Regions from separate parts of the Mus musculus genome. Here region 2 is linked to region 1. Evidence: chromatin loops called from intact Hi-C (ENCODE). Cell type or tissue: gastrocnemius. All regions are shown on one strand. Links, peaks and the distances in the headings refer to the core of each region. The heading gives the core; the rest is flanking DNA. Region 1 overlaps Msi2 (musashi RNA-binding protein 2). Region 2 has its middle 5.8 kb from the start of Ccdc182.

The links. Hi-C counts contacts between places; a loop is a spot of excess contacts. Peaks named below come from ENCODE experiments on the same cell type or tissue, not always from the same donor. Only the 100,000 strongest peaks of a DNase experiment are listed, where the experiment ranks them.
Region 2: it touches region 1 in a loop (1.8-fold over the local background); 3 of 42 quality-filtered maps call a loop at or near these places.

The regions. Positions count from the first base shown.
Region 1 is chr11:88,379,693-88,382,598 of GRCm38, forward strand. The region is part of intron 10 of Msi2 (musashi RNA-binding protein 2); the gene reads right to left. Among named protein-coding and RNA genes, the nearest start is that of Mir378b, 28 kb to the left of the region's middle. In gastrocnemius, for the core only: no CTCF peak of the experiment used is centred there; a DNase peak (open chromatin) is centred at 1,669.
Region 2 is chr11:88,298,349-88,301,254 of GRCm38, forward strand. No RefSeq gene overlaps it. Among named protein-coding and RNA genes, the nearest start is that of Ccdc182, 5.8 kb to the left of the region's middle. In gastrocnemius, for the core only: no CTCF peak of the experiment used is centred there; a DNase peak (open chromatin) is centred at 1,209.

The DNA.
Region 1 (2,906 bases), core at 108-2,607:
CCCGAAGAAGGGCACAGAAAGGCCACAGGGCTACCCCCTTGAAGCAGCTCAGTACCACTCTAGATAGAACAGGTATTTGGAGAGAGTGTTATCTGCTTTTCTGGAAACTTGGCAAAAGTACTGTTCTCTGGGCAGACCTGGCAGCTGGTGTAAGTCACAGCCCTGTGCCCATAGCCAGGGTTCTTCCCCCAGCCTGCCCATTTGAGGAATACTATCTCCTGGATACTCAAGATGCTTACTCTGCCTCTGTAGGCTGTGACTGGCCACTAACTCGTCCTTGTTCAAAGCCTCAATATCTTCAACCAATGTCACCTAGCAGCAGCTCTGCTGACAAAAGGTTATTTGAGGTCCTCTTCAAATGAACAGGGCCTCTCTGAGCTAAGCTGCCTCACCTCAGACCACCTCCTAATGAGCACTATTCAGCCAGCACCAGGGACTGGCGCTGGACAATAACTAGGAACGAAGAGGGGTTTAGTGGCTGTGAGTCCTGACGAGCCATCCCAAGGGTAACTAAGCCTCAGGTGTTCCAAGGCTGGCACCCTCAAAAGCCAATCGCCATTGGTCACAGTGGCATCAGAGACCCGATCTCTCTCCATTGCTAAAGAGGCAGGGAACACACTGGCAACTTCTAGCCCCAGCTGCTGGAGAAGGGTCTCCCCAGCCTGGGACCTACACAGCCCCTCTCCTTCTTACACACAGTAGCTCAGGAGGGGAGGCATCAAGGCCGGGTTACAGGATGCTGGGTTGGCTCTCCCGACAGCCTGGAACACTGCAGATAAGGTAGTCAGTCAATGAGATTTTGGGCAGTTGGTGCTATGTTAACCTTTACTGTCCTTAGTAGTGCTGGAAGATCCCAAAGAGCCACCTGCCAGCCTGTGACAAGGGAGAGGAATGTAGCTGAGAAGGTAAAACTGAGGCGATGGGGTGCAGACAGGAGGGGACAGCCTTCTGGACTCACTTTTGACGCTTCTATTCTGCCCTTTGCACACCCTAACCCGCTATGGAAGGCCACCTCTATCATCCTCCACTGTAAACCCTCTTCCAACTCTTCTTTGCTTTGGGGCCTTGACTCACTCTGAAACCTGATTCACACTCCCTGCCAGTTCCTCACTCAAAGCCCCGAGGCCTGCCCCGGGGACTCCCTGCTTCCCTGGGGCACTCTGATGCCACTCCTACCACTGATGAGCAGATTCAGGCAGCACCACCGTGAGAACTAAAGATGGGAAGATCACTCTAGAAAGCTTACTTCATTAGCCACTTGGATGCTCAGAATTTCATTCTATGGCTGTTACTGACTTGCACAGCTTATTCACAGACACACATGCATATACCATCCCTCAAGTACAACTCAATTAAAAAGTCACTTTCTTTTTTTTTAGAGCACAAGGTCACCTGGCTAAGAAGTGGCCCTAGAATAAAAGACCCACCCTCCACATCACCATCCAGCAACTTGTCTATTGCCCTTTGACCTACACTGTTCTGGGAGTTTGGAGAGCAAATGGGTGCCCAAGTGTGTGCACTTATGTACAGACCCGCCCCTTATGCAGATGTGAAATGCTGTCTTCCTGTAGAAGGGAGTGATGGCACAGGGAGGGGCAGGGCGCTATCCCACAGCTGTCACAGGCAGATGCTCTGTCTTTGCTCAAGGACAGATCACCTCTATCAAAAGCCCAGGGCGCTCTGCCAGAGTGCCGAGACAGAGGGGAGAGAGCTGGGGCCAGGCAGCAGCCGGGGGGGGGGGGGGGGGGGGGGGGGGGAGTTGGCATGCTTCTACAAACTGCTGTCCCAGGTGCTGGCTATCTAGTGCATTCACCTCCCCCGGAGCGAGAACAGGACACTCTCAGGTTAAGAGACGGCAGCACACAGCATGTCCGTGATAAACAATTTATTTTTCTACCTCAGTTGCTTACAGGGGGAAACATAAGATGCCATTAGGGAGCAGTGCAGATGAACTATTTACAGCACCGCTCATGAGAAAGCTTGTAGGAGAAAAAAAAAAAAGGAACTGGCTGCATCAGTTATCTTTAACCAGGGGAGCCAAACTGCCGCTCTGTGAATACCAAGGATGCTGACATTCAGACGTTCAGATCCTCCACTCACACTGGGTGAGTCAAGAAGAGCACGGGTCACTCACGGTCTGAAAACACTAGCTTTTGTGGGTGCAACTGAACTATTCTTACTAACTCCAGAGAGCAGGGACATTTCAAAGAGGAAAGCAGACAGGGTCATCATGACACGATCCTTCTGGGGAGGGGGTGGCTCTCAGAGAGCAAGCCCTGAAATGTAGCCTTGATTTGGATGGTCCCAGGTGTTCTGTCCCTTCCCACTCGGGCAGTGCCATGGGGTAGGGGTAAGGCATATGAGGCAGGGAGGTGAAACTGGAGGAGGAGGGTCCAGTGAAGATCAGTGCCCATCAGTGAAGTGCATGGAAGGGCTATGACTCTGCTATTTCTTCTCAAAGCCAGATGAGTTTATTGTGGCAATAGCCACCAGGAGACCAGCCCCAAAGGCAATGGCAACGAGACAGTGTTTACACTGATGCTCTTTCAGATTCCATTTTCCACACAGTTTTGTAGAAGGGTGTGAGTGTTCACACTGGACACAGGCACTCCCTCTAGATCAGATAGCTGCAACCCCTCTGGGCCACCAGCACTTAAAAGCTCGCCCGGCCGGCAAGCCTGTCTGATCATTATTCTAAAGAAGCAGCATCTTCCTGGATTCTATGAAGGCCCTATGAAGTCTGCGAGCAGGTCCTTACATTCTGGGGGAGCTGGCCGGTGGCGTGGGGGTGGGACGGGCCACAGCGCACTCAGGAAGCTAAGTGGGAGGGAATGGGAGCGTGAACGTTTTCTGAAGCAAAACAAAGCAAAACAACGAGGTCTCTTCCAGAATTTGAAACGGAAAAA
Region 2 (2,906 bases), core at 216-2,715, 81 kb before region 1:
AGGGAAATACTGCAACTCCGCAGTTCTAAAGCGGGCAGACACTCATTCGAGATGTCATCACCTTCCAGGGTGACCACGTTGTCCTTATTTAACTGGACTGTCCTATTTTAAATCTGCAAATCCCCCATCCTCAGCACAGCACCCAGACAGGGACAGTTGGAGGATCCAGGTGAGGCTGGGGGTTGGATGAGTCCCAGGAGGGAGGAGCAGGAAACGGGATGTTAGCGGCCTATGTTGGCTAATGACCCTCTCTGTTCTGTTTGGAGCCAGAGGCCTTGCTGCTTGTCCTATAGTAGGAAAGAAAGCCTTGCTTCTCTTCATCTTCCCTCCCCACAACTTGGGGTATTTGGAAAGAGGCCTTTTCTATGTAACTTTGGAGCTCCTAGGGATACCGAGGGCTCCTCATCAAGTCACATTTCATAGATGTCTTCACAGACTGGTGGTCCTGGAAGACAGAGAAGCCCCCTGGGGGATGAAGGAGACAAGAAGAGACAGGGGATGCAATGCAGTGGAATGTTTGGTTAGCAAGTATGAAGCCCTAAGCTTTCTCTCTGGCGCCATATAAACTAGGAATAGTGGCGCACCACTATAATGCCAGCTCTGAGAAGTTCAAGGCTATCCTCAGCTACATAGGGAATTCAAGATCAGCCTGGGCTAGCCTGGGTTACATAGACATTGTGGTTTTGTTTTTATTTATTTTTATTTACTTTGAGTTTTAAAACCTTGTTTATTCTTATTTCATACGCAATGGTGTCTTGCCTGCATATTTGTCTGTATAAGGGTTTCAGATCCCCTGAAACTGAAGATACAGTCAGCTGTGAGCTGCCAGGTGGGTGCTGGGAATTAAACCTGGGTCCTCTGGAAGAGCAGTGCTCTTAGCCACTGACCCATCTCTCCAGTCCTTGTTTTTCTTTTTTTCTTTTCTTTCCTTTCCTCTCCTCTCCTCTCCTCTCCTCTCCTCTCCTCTCCTCTCCTCTCCTCTCCTCTCCTCTCCTCTCCTCTCCTCTCCTTTCTTTCTTTCTTTCTTTCTTTCTTTCTTTCTTTCTTTCTTTCTTTCTTTCTTTCTTTCTTTCTTTCTTTTCTTTTCTTAAGAGGAGACAGCTCGCTTCCTCTTTCGAGCCAGCTGTCCTCCTGGCTGTGAACAATGCAGTCCTGCTGCTCACTTTCTCTGAGGTTCTAGGGCTGACAGGAGACAAAGTAACAGATGGCTTTCTTTCTGCCAACAGCAGAGTTCTCAAAGGTGTCCTACAAGCTGTGGTCCTCCGCTAGCTTTCCCAAGCATTCCCAGCAGCCAGAGGCTACAGTCGGGGCAAACATCATGTCACCAAGTGAACCCTCAGCAGTTAAGGGTGCACTCACTCCCTGTGGCCCTGAGGTCTCCTTCAGCAATCAGGGAGTCTGTGAATGAGGAATGGCTAAACAGCAAGGAAAAGAAATGCAGTCATGAAACATACGGAGCCTTGGGTTCAATCCCCAGCATCCTGTTAACTGGGCATGACGGAGCACGGTTGGAATCCCAAAAGTTCAGGAAGCTGAATTGAGAGGAAAGTTGAGGGTTCGGTGCCAGCCGAGGCTACCTAGCTCACTCTCGGAATAACTTGGCATACATAGTGAGTGGCGTCCATAGCAAGCAACACAGACGGAAAACAGTAAACGAATTGTAAGCCTTGATTGATCCTACCACTTCCAAGAAGTCTCAGGAGCTTGGAGGTGTGCTAAGTGGTCCAAGTGGGTGCTTAAGTCCCCTTCTCCAGAAACACAGGAGACAGAAATGCCAAGAGGAGGCAATCCTCAGGTCTCCCTTCCAGCCTGGAAGAGTCTCTGTCCACGTGATACGGCAGCATTATGGCTGGGTGGCCCGCAGTGTGGACAGCGGTAGTTGCTGGACCAGTAGGCCATCAGAAGGTTGGATGCTTTTCAGATGTCCTGTCTTGTATGTGTCTTTGGAAGGTATTACTGTAGGAGCGTGGTCTGATGCTGGTCTCTGGTCCATCTGACTCCTTCCTTCTGATTCCTCTCCACAGCAGAGAGGGTCAGGATAGACAAGCTGTCTGAGCTCAAACAAACCTCTGCTACAGCTGTACAGCCTGGGACCCTCGATGCATTGCCCTAAAGAAACTGCCACAGTGATGCCAAGGCTCTGTGACTCTGTGCGGTCGACATGTTCGTCACTAGCCATTGTGGCTGCTGGGCATTCGGTACAGGACTGGTTTAGGAACTGAATTTTAAATTTCTCTCATTTGCATTAATTAGCCCTTCATCATTGGTGACTATAGCCCCAGAGCCTCAACTTCCCTGTTTCCCTTACCAGGATAGGGAGGCTCCTTTCTAGGTGCATGGGGTAAAGCAACATGAAGTGTAGGAATGGCAAAAAAGTTAACTAGAAGTTTTAAGTACAATTTGGTTTGCCAACCCAGGAAGATAATCTGTGTTTCCTGTCTTGAGGACTCTTATTGGTTGTGCCCCAGAAATGACTGGGTGGCCCAGAGTGCAGGGAATAGAAGTTCATGATTCTGTATGCGGAGCTAGAAGGACTACCATGGTAAGAGAAAGGTTGTATGGGACCCTGGATTTTCCAGCCCACCCTGTGTCCTGGGCTGGTTGGAAAGGAGCACGGGAACCTTTTCCTAAGTGTATAGCAGGCCAACAGAGTGTCTCTAGTTCTGTCCTTGCCTTTCTTCCCGTTGGAGTCACACCATTAAACACAGCAGAAGGGTTTCTTAAAGAGCCTGCCAGCCTGCAAGGCTCACTAGGGTTGAAGGTAAGAACCAGCTCCATGTTACTGGGCCAGAATGGGGATCAAGGAAGAGTTATAGAGTGTGATGGTCCAAGCCTGATAGCGACAGCCCCAAAGGCAGCACCTTGGGAGCAAACAGAAGGGTTCAGCCTCATGGCCAGCAGCAGAA